Regions from separate parts of the Homo sapiens genome. Here region 2 is linked to region 1. A link is a contact called in ENCODE Hi-C or POLR2A ChIA-PET data. All regions are on one chromosome and are shown on one strand. The core of a region is the stretch at or near the end of the contact, and the rest is flanking DNA. Distances in the headings are between cores, read along the strand shown. Region 1 holds the start of MARF1 (meiosis regulator and mRNA stability factor 1). Region 2 overlaps ABCC1 (ATP binding cassette subfamily C member 1 (ABCC1 blood group)).

Region 1 (6,321 bases), core at 2,844-5,343:
GCTACATCCTTAGTCTTGCATATAGTTACCGTTTGGGGACTATGTGGCAGCGTCTGCTCAGGACGAGAAAAGCAATTAGAGAATTTCCAAAGCCATGGCTTAGCATCATTATCTTGTTGAAGCCATCCACGTGTTCTACTGCAGGAGTTCTCAGTTCCGTTTCCTTCCATCATACAGCCATGCAAAGTGATTCAACATCCTTTCATCTTTCTTTTCTTTCATTCTTCCACCCTGTTAAGAATGAGTAAGATTTCAGTGTTATTTCCTTGCATAAGTACAAATTTTACAACATACTAAAATGTGAAACCACAGCTATATTTACAGTCCTATGGCTCTCAACAATTCAAATCTTTGTTTCAAGAGGAAGTCTCGCTCTGTCGCCCAGGCTGGCATGCAGTGGTACGATCTCAGCTCACTGCAACCTCCGTCTCCCGGGTTCAAGCGATTTTTCTGCCTCAGCCTCCAGAGTAGCTGGGACTACAGGAGCCTGTCACTATGCCTGGCTAATTTTTATATTTTTAGTAGAGATGGGGTTTCACCAAGTTGGCCAGGCTGGTCTTGAACTCCTGACCTCAAGTGATCCACCCTCCTCGGCCTCCCAAAGTGCTGGGATTACAGGCATTAGCCACTGCGCCCGGCCAACAATTCAAATCTTAACAAACAAAATAATAATAATAAAATAAAGAAAGAAAAAAACACAAAATATCAGAGCATATTACGGGTTAATAAAATTTGGTAAACTTGGTTGACTGTTTATGCTTAAAATCTAACTGCAACAACCTGATTTCTTAAAAAATCTATAATCTGCCATTCTTCATGTTTCATAGCTCTTCAAATAAAAAATGAACTCTCCATGAGTCTTGTTTCCTTTCCACATGTAACCATGTTTGAGAGAGGTAGCCATATCTTGGAAACTTGCATATTCCAGAGTGAGACTTCACCTCCTCACTTGGCTGGAATCAATTTTTTCTACAGTTTTTCTGAATTCTTTTCGGCTCTCTCTCCCTAAAGATGCTGCTCAGGAAAGTCAAAAGTTAACAGAAGAGAGCATCTAATCTGAGTAAAAGAGCCACCACCACATCCTCATTGACAACTATATGTAAGATTTTAAAATTGACTTAAGAGCAACTTCTTGCACTGGTTTCTTGATCTGAGCATGAAAAGTCCAAACTAAGTGGCCTCTGTGGACTTTGAATTTGATTTGCTACAGAACAAATTGAACCAATTTCTTAGTTTACTAATGATGAAAGTGCAATCTGATATACCACCAAAAATCTAACTGATAGAAAAATCTCAAGTCGCAGATGTGTTATATCTACGCCAGAGCAACAACACTCTTACAGGTCTTAACAATAAATGCAAGCGAGGCACCGTGGCTCAGGCCTGCAATCCCAGCACTTTGGGAGGCCAAGGTGGGTGGATTGCTTGAGCCCAGGAGTTCCCAACCAGCCTGGGCAACATGGCAAAACCCCATGGCTACAAAAAATTAGCTGAGCGTGGTGGTGCATGCCTGTAGCCCCATCTACTCAGGAGGCTATGGTGGAAGAATCACCTAAGACTGCGTAGTCAAGGCTGCAGTGAGCTGTGATTGCACCACTGCACTGCAGCCTGGGCGACGGAGTGAGACCCTGTCTCAAAAACCAACAAACAAAATTACATGAAATTAAAATGTCAGTGTCCATAAATAAAGTTTAATTGGGACACAGACACACTCATTCACTTAAATACTGCCTATGACTGCTTTTGCATTCCAATTGCAGAGTTGCAAAGAGAGTCTCTGCAAAGAGACTGTATGGCCCACAAAGCCTATATTTACTACGTGGCTCTTTTGTCAGCCTGGGCAATATAGCAAGATCACAGCTCTAAAATAAAATAAAGTTCAAAAAATTAGCATAGTGTGGCAGCATGCGCCTAGTCCCAGCTACTAGAGAGACTGAGGTAGGAGGATCTCTTGAGCCCAAGAATTTGAGGCTACAGTGAACTATATTGTGCCACTGGCCCTTCAGCGTGGGCAACAGAGTGAGATTCCATCTCTAAAAAAATTTTTGTTTTCAAGTTTCTGTTTCCTCCTATGCAAAATGTGGCTAATTTCTCCCCGCCACTGCATTACAGAGAAAAAAAAAATTAGATAAATGAACCCCACTGTCTATTTTCACCACTGTATCTCTTGTGCCAACCAAAATGCTCCCTACTCTGTAAATACAAAGTAAACATTACCTACTACACACTATTGGGAGTGGTTAATTTGGAGATGGATTTAACTGCTACCACTGATAGTAAATTACGATTCTTGTCTTTCCTATTAGATACAGGTTTTATGTCCCCCAAAAAACTCCTCTCAAAATCGTAAGAATCTGTGATATTCACAGTGTTCATAACTTAAACATTCTCTCAAACTTCTTCAAAGCCAAATCCTGAAAGTGAGCTAACATTCACAGTATAATCTAGTTTATAAAGTATTTTCACTTAACATTACTTATGTCTTCATTCAGCAAATATTTACTTAGTATCTACTATGCAGCAGGCCTGTGCTTGGCACAAGGAATATAATGATGAAAAAAACCCAGACGGTGGGATCCTCTTATATAATTTTTGCAATAATCCTGTGAAATAGACAGGGGAGAAATTAGCTACATTTTTGCAGAGAGAGAAAAAGAAACTTAATGAAGTTTTGTAGCGAGCCTGACACAAGATTAGGCTTGTTCACCCCTTTCCACTACATCAAGGTGCCTTCAATACTGCTCAATACAAGCGATTAAAAGTAAAAACTTTCAGGTGCCTGCACCCTGAAAACTTCCCAAATACCATCCACGAAGCAACTTAGGTAGCCAAAAGCAGGTTCTGTTTGACTTGAGCGACAGTCTCCTTTCTGTCACTCTCTTCAAGTCTTTTGACCAATTCAATGAGGAGAGCATAGGCTCTGTCGACTGTCTGCATTTTGGTCTCCAATTTGACTGCGGTGCAGCTTTGGACAACTCACAACCTCTCTGAACCTCAGATCCCATCTCTAAAATGGGTGTGATAATAATAGAAACCACCTTACAAGGCCGTTGTTTGGATTACATGAGGTAATCCACGGGGAACATTTAGCAAATGTTGTTTCCTTAGCACCCAATCTAGTCTTTGACCCCACACCACCCCATCCCATTACCGTTTTCTCCCCCATAGCTCTTCTGTCCAAAACGGCCTTTTTAGCTTATTTTATTATCTTTCTCCCCCATTAGGCTATAAACTCCATGACAGCAGAGACTATGTTTTCTTATCCACTATTCCAACTCCTGTCCTTAGTACAATGCCTGGCATATTTTAATAAATAACTGTTGAACGAATAAAGCTTAATAAATAGGAAAACAGTTTAGGTTTCAATACACCGATATGCAAAAGAGAAGAATATTTACCGCTCAGAGAAGTCCAAAAGACACAAATGCAATTGGACAGCTCTTGGTAATACCGGAAAGGTGCTTGAGAAACTCTAAAAGGTGTATCACGAGGTCGCGTTACAACTACTAGTGAGAGTGGCTGAAGCCCTAGACATTGTCAACCCTGAGACTACACCCTATGTGTTGCTAAAAGGCCGAGGAGAATGCAAAACGGCCGGGGAGGGGGGAGTGTGTTGCAAAAACACCCGCCCCTTTCCTTCTCTCTTAACCTTCCAGCTGTGCACTTCACTCCTGGAGGGCCCCACCAGGGGTCAGACAGGGGCGGGCGGGGAGCCAAATGCCCTCGAAGGGGAACAGCGGCGCCAACAGTGACAGTAGTGAATGGACCCGAAAGGGAGACAAGCCAACTCTTTCGTGGGGGGCCCAACTGGCGCGTCCCAGTTAGCTAACCTCCCCTCTCCACCACCATCCCACCAGCAATAGGCGGGGAAAGAGGGGACACTGTCCTCCGTCCCGCCCCGCTGGCCTCGGAGCAGAGCCTGCCGGGGTCTGGTCGCAGGACTGTCTGCAAACTCACCTCTGCCGCCGGCTCCACCTCCGCTCACATTCCGGCCCCGCCGCCTTCCCCCCGCCCCCCCCAGGCCCTTTGTTTTGATTCCCGACTCCGCAGCTCCCGCCGCCGCCGCCAAGCGCACCCTTCACTTCCGCTTCCGCACCGCACCGCCCCTGTCGCAAAACCGACGCCCTTCTCTCCTCTTCGCCCCGCCCCTTCCTCGCCCCGCCTCCGCCGCCGCGTCCTGTCCGCGCGGGGCATGCTGGGAACCCCGGGGGGGGCGGGGCCTCGCGGCCCTGCAGCCTCGTCAGGCTCAGTCCCCTCCCGATAAACCCCTAAATAGGGACTTTCCCGGGGGGTGACCCTGGCTTTTTTGGCGAAAACCCCCAGTTTAAGGAGGCCTTCCCCCTGGCTTCACGTTGTGGAGTCGAAAGGAACCTTGAAGCGGAGAATGAGCTCGTGACGTGGACCCGAGGAAAAAACCTGCCAACCAGGATTTAATAGAATTCAGCTCTTTCAGGCTTTGGAGGGAAGGCGATTTGAACGGGATTTCAATGAAAAACCCTGTCCCTTCGGCTTTTTTTTTTTCCTCTCTCGGGTCTCGTCACGTGATGGTCCTACTTTATTTTTAAAAATTAAATGGCGCATATTCCCCAGCATCCTAAATCTAGTGCAACCTAGTGGCAAGTGGAGAAAAAAATAACTGCCAACCTGGCTTCCTACGAGGTCCCCCGGAGTTCTCGCAAAGTTGCGACCCAGTTGGCAAAAATACAGTGTGTGCAAAGACTCAACTGGACATTGCCACCAAGAATCAAGAGATTTTTGGGGACTTTAGCAAGAAAACGTTATTTTTAAAAGCCCTGCTCCAAAGCTGGTTACAAATGAATACTGCGTTTCCAGTGACAGGTTGGGCGAGCAGAAAGGAAATCTTACGGTTAGTTTCAAACACTTTGTGTTTTAGGTGGCCAGATATGCTGTGTGGTTTGCTTTAAAAAAAAAAATAGCGCCCCACAATCTTCACGTTTCCCTGGAATAAAAAAAAATTTAAGACTCAGCAAAAGGGTGATTTCTGAAACTACCAGCTGATTACTATTTTCTGTTGCAAATTAGGAAAAAAGCAAAGCACATATTGTGTAAGTTAAATCTAGACACGATTTAGGATGTGCTAGCTGCTAGCTAAATGCTACCTTAGGAGTTTATTTTTAAAGTTTGCCCAGAAACAAGTTGACTTTGCAAAAGAATCAGTAAGTCGAAATTGCCAAACGAGAATATTTTGCCCAAAAAAATCCTTACTGGGAGGTTATTTCAATAGGCAATCCCCATTACGTGGGGATTAACACATCCCTGTAAACATCCCTGTAGACGGGTATTGTGGAGGGCAGGATCAGACATGTAGCTGAAGAATCCTTTGTGCCTGTATTTAATTTTCCAGAAGGCAGATGACAAGCACACATCCTCTCCCTGCGTAGGTATTTATTACTGCTGACTAAATCTTGACTGTGGGCTGGGCGCAGTGGCTCAGGCCTGTATTCCCAATACTTTGAGAGGCTACGGAGGGAGGATCTCTTGAGCCTACAAATTTGAGACTAGACTGGGAAACGGTGAAACCCTATCACTATTTAGAAAAGAAAGAAAAAGAAAAAAATCTTCATTATGTCTGTGTATAGGTAGTATTTTCCAAGTGGAGATTAGAATAGATGAAAAACCCGTTTCTAGCGTTTTGGCTTTTTTCAAAGTACCAAACAAATACGCTACTCTTCAGAGGTGTTTTTTCCCCATTTTATTTCAGTTGAGTATGTTTCAACACAAGCCATATTAACTAAAAATCTTAAGAAACAAGGTAATTGTAGGTTTCTAATTGCTTTTTTTAAAAAATAGTTTTTAGCCAGAAAACATCAAAGAATGCAGACACATTTCCTTTTTACTTTTTTTTTTTTTTTTTTTGAGACAAAGTCTTGCTTCATTGCCCAGGCTGGAGTGCAGTGGCAGGATCTTGGCTCACTGCAGCCTCCACCTCCCGGGTTCAACCGATTCTCATGCCTCAGCCTCCTGAGTAGCTAGGATTACAGGCGCCCACCACCATGCCTGGCTAATTTTTGTGTTTTTAGTAGAGACGGGATATTGCCATGTTGGCCAGGCTGGTCTCGAACTCCTAGCCTCAAGTGATCCTCCCGCCTCGGCCTCTTTAGGATTACAGGGCTGAGCCAACGAGCTTGACCACATTTTCTTTATATGTATATTTTTCTTTTAGATTCCTTTTTACCAAGCAGACACATTTTGTTTGACTTAGCTTGGCATTCTTTCAAGTCCAAAGCTGTAACTAGTCACAACAAGTAAATGTAGTGATTGAAAATGGGCGGGGCATGGTGACTCATGTCGTAATCCCAG
Region 2 (6,321 bases), core at 1,290-3,789, 380 kb after region 1:
TCTTGGTAAAGGAATACTTTAAACCCCTGTCAAGATATAGAACACTGCAAGGACGCCAGGAAGTTCCCTCGTGCCCCTTCATGATCAGTCTCTGTCCCCACCCACCAAGGCCTGATCTTGGACCGTTGATTAAAGCGTTGAAACTCCATTTTCTTTCCATTTCTCCGTCATGCTTTCAGTCATTTAATAATCAGGTGTTGTGCCAGGGGCTGAGCTAGAAAGAAACAGACCTTGACCACTGCCCTGGAGGAGAGATGGAAGGTGGGTGGCAGGCAGTTGAACCAACAACTGCAGGATGGACAGTGGGGGCTCTGAGGGAGGGAAGTGCTGGGAGTTGTGGGGGCTGGGAGAGTGGTCCCTGACTCAGCCTGGGGCTCCAGGGCTAGCATCCAGGGAGGAGAGGGGATGCTCAAGTCTAAGGAATGCGAGGCTCTGGCCAGGTGAATATGTTTGGAGGTGGTGGGGTGGGAGGGTGCTCCTGGTAGAGCAACTGGCATGTGCAAAGGTCCAGTTGAGGGAGCTTGTGGGTGTTGGGAATCACTTGGAATTCGGCTTGGCTAGGCTGGGTGCAGTGGCTCATGCCTGTAATCCCAGCACTTTGGGAGGCCGAGGCAGGCAGATCACCTGAGACTAGGAGCTCAAGACCAGCCTGGCCAACGTGGTAAAACCCCGTCTCTACTGATCATAAAAAAATTAGCTGGGTGTGGTGGTGCATGCCTGTAATCCCAGCTACTCGGGAGGCTCAGGCAGGAGAATTGCTTGAACCCGGGAGGCGGAGGTTGCAGTGCGCCGAGATCGCGCCACTGTACTCCAGTCTGGGCGACAGAGCAAGACTCTGTCTCAAAAGAAAGAAAGAAAAAAAGAATTCTGCTTGGCTAGATTGGAAGGGCTAGGATGTAAGCGAAAAGAGAGGCAAGAGTCAGCATCAGAGATCAAGGGTGCAATTATGTGTCACAATAAGGACTTGGAATTTTTTGTTTGTTTGTTTGTTTTGAGATGGAGTTTCACTCTGTCACCAAGGTTGGAGTGCGGTGGTGCCATCTCAGCTCACCGTGCCCTCCACCTCCGGGGCTCAAGCGATCCTCCCACCTCAGCCTCGCAAGTAGCTGGGACCATAGTTGCGTGCCACCACGCCCAAGTAACTTTTTCTGTTTTTGGTAGAGATGGGGTTTCTGTATGTTACTCAGGCTGGTCTTGAACTCCTGAGCTCAAGTGATGCCCTGCCTTGGCCTCCCAAAATGCTAGGATTACAGGGATGGGTGAACCACCACATCCAGCCAGGACTTGGAATTTTAACCCTACTGTGGTGGGAGCTGAGGAAAGGTTTTTCACCAGTGGAATGACACACTCAGGTTGGACAGGTTGTGGAAGATCCTCAGGCTCAAAGGAAGAGGATACATTGGACATGGGGGTGAGGTCGGTGGCACTTAAAAAGCCTTTGCAGGCACCCAGGCAGGTAGAGAGGGAGGCTGAGCCAGGATATTCCCCTGTGCCCACTACAGCATCAAAAACCAGAAAAAGGGCCAGGTGCGTGGCTCACACCTGTAGTCTTGGCATTTTGGGAGGCTTAGGGGGGAAGATTTCTTGAGACCAATCTGGTCAACATAGTGAGACCCCATCTCTTGAAACAAAAAAACAAAGAAAACAGACAAGTTGATGGGCAAAGGGCATGGGCAAAGATTCTGGGGTGTGCTCCAGTAGAGGAAACGGAGGTCCTGGGCAGGGAGGCATTTTGCACAGTTGGTAAGCAACAGGGCAAACAAATCACCAGTGTTTACGTTATACTGGCAAATCTCTTACTGCTGGACATTTAGGCTCCGTCTAATAATAAGGATAACAGCTGGGTGCACTGTATTATTTATTTAGTCCTCACAGTAGGGCAGGATGATCAGTCTCCCCACTTGACAGATGAAGACACTGAGGGTCAGAGTGGTGATGTGTCAGGAACCCTCCCACTGGGTTCTCACGCTTGAAACACAGATTGCTGGTCCCCACCCACACAGTTTCTGATGCAGTAGGTCTGGGTGGGGCCCGAGCATCTGCGGTTCCCAACAAGTTCCCAGGTGCCACCGATGCTGGTGACAGAGCTGCGTTTGAGGATCACTGCTCTAAACATTATTGCTGCTGCACGCATTGCCTCCTGCTGGGTGCAGGGGTTGTGGGGGGCACTTTGGCAGTGCAGAGCGGAGGTAACCAGCAGAAAACCCGTTAGAACTAAAAGCTGAGAGTGTTTCTGACAAACAGGTCAACATGCTGAAAGACCCAGACAAGGTCCTTAAACTACCCTGCGCTCCAAGAATCAGTGCCTGGGGCTGCCGTACCTAATTGGTTCAAACCACAGGGTTTCTGGCCAGCTCATCTGGTACCAAACGTAGATGTCAATATGGTGGATGCCAAAGAACACATCACTCTGTTTGGATGAATCAGGCTTTTCCTCCCTCTGCCTTCAGCCAGGACTTCTCTGAATTGTTTTCATTTCAAATGAAAGAGGGACCAGTTCACAAGCTGCTTTCATGCTATCTGGGACAGGAGTTACTGTATTTCAGTGTCTGAGGCTGGGAAACCCCCTGGAGGTGGCTCTGTCTTTTGTACCTAGTGTGTGATGTCAAAAGATTCTCCTTGGTTTGGGTTAAATGACATGCTCCCTGGATTACAATCCAGTGCCCCATGATTTTTTTTCCTCCTTTTTTATTGTCAATCCTTGACCTACTTCAGAAGTTAGTTGTCTTTGTTGTCAAGTAAGGCCTTCCACGTCAGATAGAGGCTGTTTCCAGGCCGGGTGCAGTGGCTCATGCCTGTAATCCCAGCACTTTGGGAGGCCGAGGTGGGTGGATCGCTTGAGGTCAGGAGTTTGAGACCAGCCTGGCCAACATGATAAAACCCCCGTCTGTACTACAAATGCAAAAATTAGCCAGGCATGGTGGTGTGCACCATGTAATCCCCGCTATGTGGCAGGATGAGGCAGGAGAACTGTTTCAATTTGGGAAGCGGAGGCTGCAGTGAGCTGAGAACGCACCATTGCGCTGCAGCCTGGGCGATGAGAGTGAAACCGTCTCAAAAAAAAAAAAAAAAAAAAAAAGGCTATTTCCTTTTTTTTTTTTTTTTTTTTTTTGCCAGTGAAGGGGGGACCCTGTGTTGGCCTCCCTATCGGTCACTTGAGATAATCTGAAAATCTGTGTTTAGATCCATAGAAGAGAGGCGGCCTGAGGAGAAGAATTTGACAAAGCTCTTTGAGTGTGCAAATTAGAAATGGCAATTGCTGGGCGCGGTGGGTCATGCCTGTAATCCCAGCGCTTTGTGAGGCCGAGATAGGCGGATCAGTTGAGGTCAGGAGTTCGAGACCAGCCTAGCCAACATGGTGAAACCCCATCTCTATCAAAAAATCCAAAAATTAGCCAGGTGTGGTGGCAGATGCCTATAATCCCAGCTACTCAGGAGGCTGAGGCAGGAGAATTGCTTGAACCTGGGAGGTGGAGGTTGCAGTGAGCCGAGATCGGGCCACTGCACTCCAGCCTGGGCGACAGAGTGAGACTCAGTCTCAAAACACAAAAAACAAAAAACTGTGCAGTGTTCTGTCTGTCAATGTCCTTGTTGCATTTGCAGGGCAGGTTTTCTACCAGTGGCTGGGGACTTAGTTTTACTGGGCCGAGGGAAGGTTAGGATTTGAGGGTCTTGTTAAGCTGGATATGGGCTGCATTTCAAGCCTCCCCTGGCTGTCTCTATCCTGCGTGTTGATGCCAAGGCTGAAGAAGACTGGATTTGCAGGCAAAAGACTGTCATTTGAGGCCTGTTTTCACCCCTTAATCACTGTGTCTTGGTATGTTGTGGGGGTTGAGGTAGGCAGAGGTTAGCCAACCTTTTCTGGAAAGGGCTGGCTGATAAATACTTGAGGCTTTGCATCCCATACACTGTCTGTGGCAACCCCTAACTCCGCTGTGTAGCTCAAAAGCTGCCATACTCATTTATAATACATAAATGAATGGGTGTGACTGTTCCAATGAAACTTTATTTATAAATAGCTGGTCTGTGGGCCATAGATGCTTCTGATATATAAAGCATCTGGTATAGTGGTGTATTGTGAACCCACTGGGGTTTTTTCCCCCCCAAACACTTGAGCTTTATTGATGTATATTGACAAATAAAAATGGTATATAGGTTGGGCACGGTGGTTCATGCCTATAATCCCAGGACTTTGGGAGGCCGAGGCAGGTGGATCACTTGAGCTCAGGAGTTCGAGACTAGCTCAAGGAATAGAGTGAAATTCTGTCTCTACAAAAAATACAAAAATTAGCTGGGTGTTGTGGTGTGCGTCTGTAGTCCCAGCTACCTGGGGGGCTGAGGTGGGAGGATCACTTGAACCTGGGAGGTCGAGGCTGCAAAGAGCTATGATTACACTACCGTGCTCCAGCCTGGGTGACAGAGCGAGACCCTGTCTCGAAAATATATTTAAGGTGTACAGTTTTATGTTTCCATATACCAGAGGCTACTGTCACTGCTTCTATTATTATTACTACTACTACTACTCATGTTACCCTTTCTTTGGCTGTTACTTTGTGCCAGGTACTATTCTAAGTACTTACCATGTTTGATCTCATTTAATCTTCACCACCAAGGAACTGACCCAAGGTCCCACAGCTAGGAAATGGCAAGCTGGGATTGAGCCGTGCCAGCTAGCCCCGTGCTATGCACTGCTTCACACAGAAGCTGCCCCTCCACCCCTGCCGCCTTCCTTTTCCTTTGTTCCTTTGTTATCAGCTGGCCGTTTCCAGAAACGGTTGGTTAACCTCTGCCTACCTCAACCCTCAGTGATTAAGGGGTGATATCGGGCCTCAAATGACTGACCTTTTTCCTTTGTTGCAGCTCTCACTGATTGTAATTCTGATTGTAATTATATATTTGTTTGCACCGTGGTTTACTTACTGTCCATCTTCCCCAGGGCAGGAGGCTGAATGGGGCAGGGGTCTCGCTGTCTCGTTTGCAGCTCCGTCCGCGGCACTTCACCCACATCCTGGCCTATAAGCAAGTCCTGCCCATATATTTGACCAATAAATAAATGAATCATTGACAGCCGTGCCCCACCCCTTCCTCCTCTCTCTGCCAGCCAGCACCTTGGTCTTTCACAGTGGGTAGAGGGCTTGGGCTGCAGGTGAAATGGATTTGCAATTCCCTGATAACCCACCCGCCGACTGTGGGAGTGGGCAGGAAGGTGTCAGCTCTTCCGGATGAAAAACCAGCCTGCAATGCAGTGTTTCTACCCAGCCTACAAAGCAAACACCACTACCTCCACGCCTTAGGTTGGAGAAATTCCGCTTTACGACACAGTCCCATGGGCCTCATGTCATTTGTCCCTCCTGGCAGTCCCGGGGGATAGGTCGAGCAAGCAGTAGGACAAACGACTCCCATTTTCCAGGTGTAAAAACTGAGGCTTGGAGGTGAAGGGACTTGCCCAAGGTCATCAGCTAGAATATAGCAGGGCTGGGATTAGAACCCAGGTCTGTCCGGGTCCACGGTCTGATCTGAACTCGGCTTCAGTTGGTCTGGAATGCACCGGCTGCATCTGATGATCTTATTAAAGATCTGTGGCTGTCAGGGTCCTCCCCCTGGAGGTGCTGATTTAGTTGGTCTGGGTTGGGGCCCTAGGCACTTGGCACTTAACAAACTCCTTAGGTGATTCCAGTGGACAGGCAGGGCTGGGAACTTCATCACCCCTCCGAGCCCCAGAGCGGAGCCTGATCCTTAGCCCTGGCTGTGTATTTGAATCACTGGAGGAGCTTTTTATTTAGCCTTTTATGATGGAAACATAAAGTAGACAGCCTAGGATAATGAACTACCATGAGCTCTTTTTCTTTTCTTTTTATTTATTTTTGAGACAGGGTCTCACTATTACCCAGGCTGGAGTGCGATGGCACAATCTCAGCTTGCTGCAACCTCTGCCTCCCGGGTTCAAGCCATTCTCGTGCCTCAGCCTCTTGAGTAGCTGGGACTACAGGCACGTGCCACCATGTCCGGCCAATTTTTATATTTTTTGTAGAGACAGGGTCTTGCCATGTTGCCCAGACTGGTCTCGAACTCCTGAACTCAAAGCAGTTCTCCCGCCTCAGCCTCCCAAAGTGTTGGGGTTACAAGTGTGAGCCACTGCGCCCAGCTGCCATGAGCTCTTTACCATGCATTGCATAGGTGAACGTTTTAATATGTATCTCTGAAGGACATGGATTTGTTTATTTTAAATGACTTTTTATTTCGCAATAGTTTGGCTCACAAAAAGTTGCAAAAATAACAGAGTTCCTGTTGTTCATTGCTCAACTTTCTCTAATGATAACA

Evidence for each region. Hi-C counts contacts between places; a loop is a spot of excess contacts on that map. ChIA-PET counts read pairs that join two places held with the same protein, here RNA polymerase II (POLR2A). Pooled maps may share reads with other maps.
Region 2: a pooled map shows a loop between it and region 1 (5-fold over the local background). The contact joins the enhancer-like site here to the promoter of MARF1 in region 1. A Hi-C loop is called at or near these places in 1 of 37 single-sample maps with no recorded cell type and 3 of 50 pooled maps. POLR2A ChIA-PET finds 5 or more read pairs at or near these places in 4 of 52 experiments (GM10248, MCF 10A, activated CD4-positive, alpha-beta T cell and 1 more).

What each region holds. Positions count from the first base shown.
Region 1 is chr16:15,639,061-15,645,381 of GRCh38, forward strand. It overlaps MARF1 (meiosis regulator and mRNA stability factor 1), which reads right to left and starts at 4,094. Exons shown (of 27, transcript NM_014647.4): 1 at 3,958-4,094; 2 at 30-231. The coding sequence starts at 173. MIR484 (microRNA 484) reads left to right here and starts at 4,234; the gene lies at 4,234-4,312. It also overlaps a transcript of NDE1 not described here.
Region 2 is chr16:16,023,377-16,029,697 of GRCh38, forward strand. The region is part of intron 5 of ABCC1 (ATP binding cassette subfamily C member 1 (ABCC1 blood group)); the gene reads left to right. Among named protein-coding and RNA genes, the nearest start is that of ABCC1, 77 kb to the left of the region's middle. Within about 2 kb of position 2,540, at least 14 of the 41 ENCODE cell types and tissues checked have a DNase peak (open chromatin) inside an H3K27ac peak, as active enhancers do.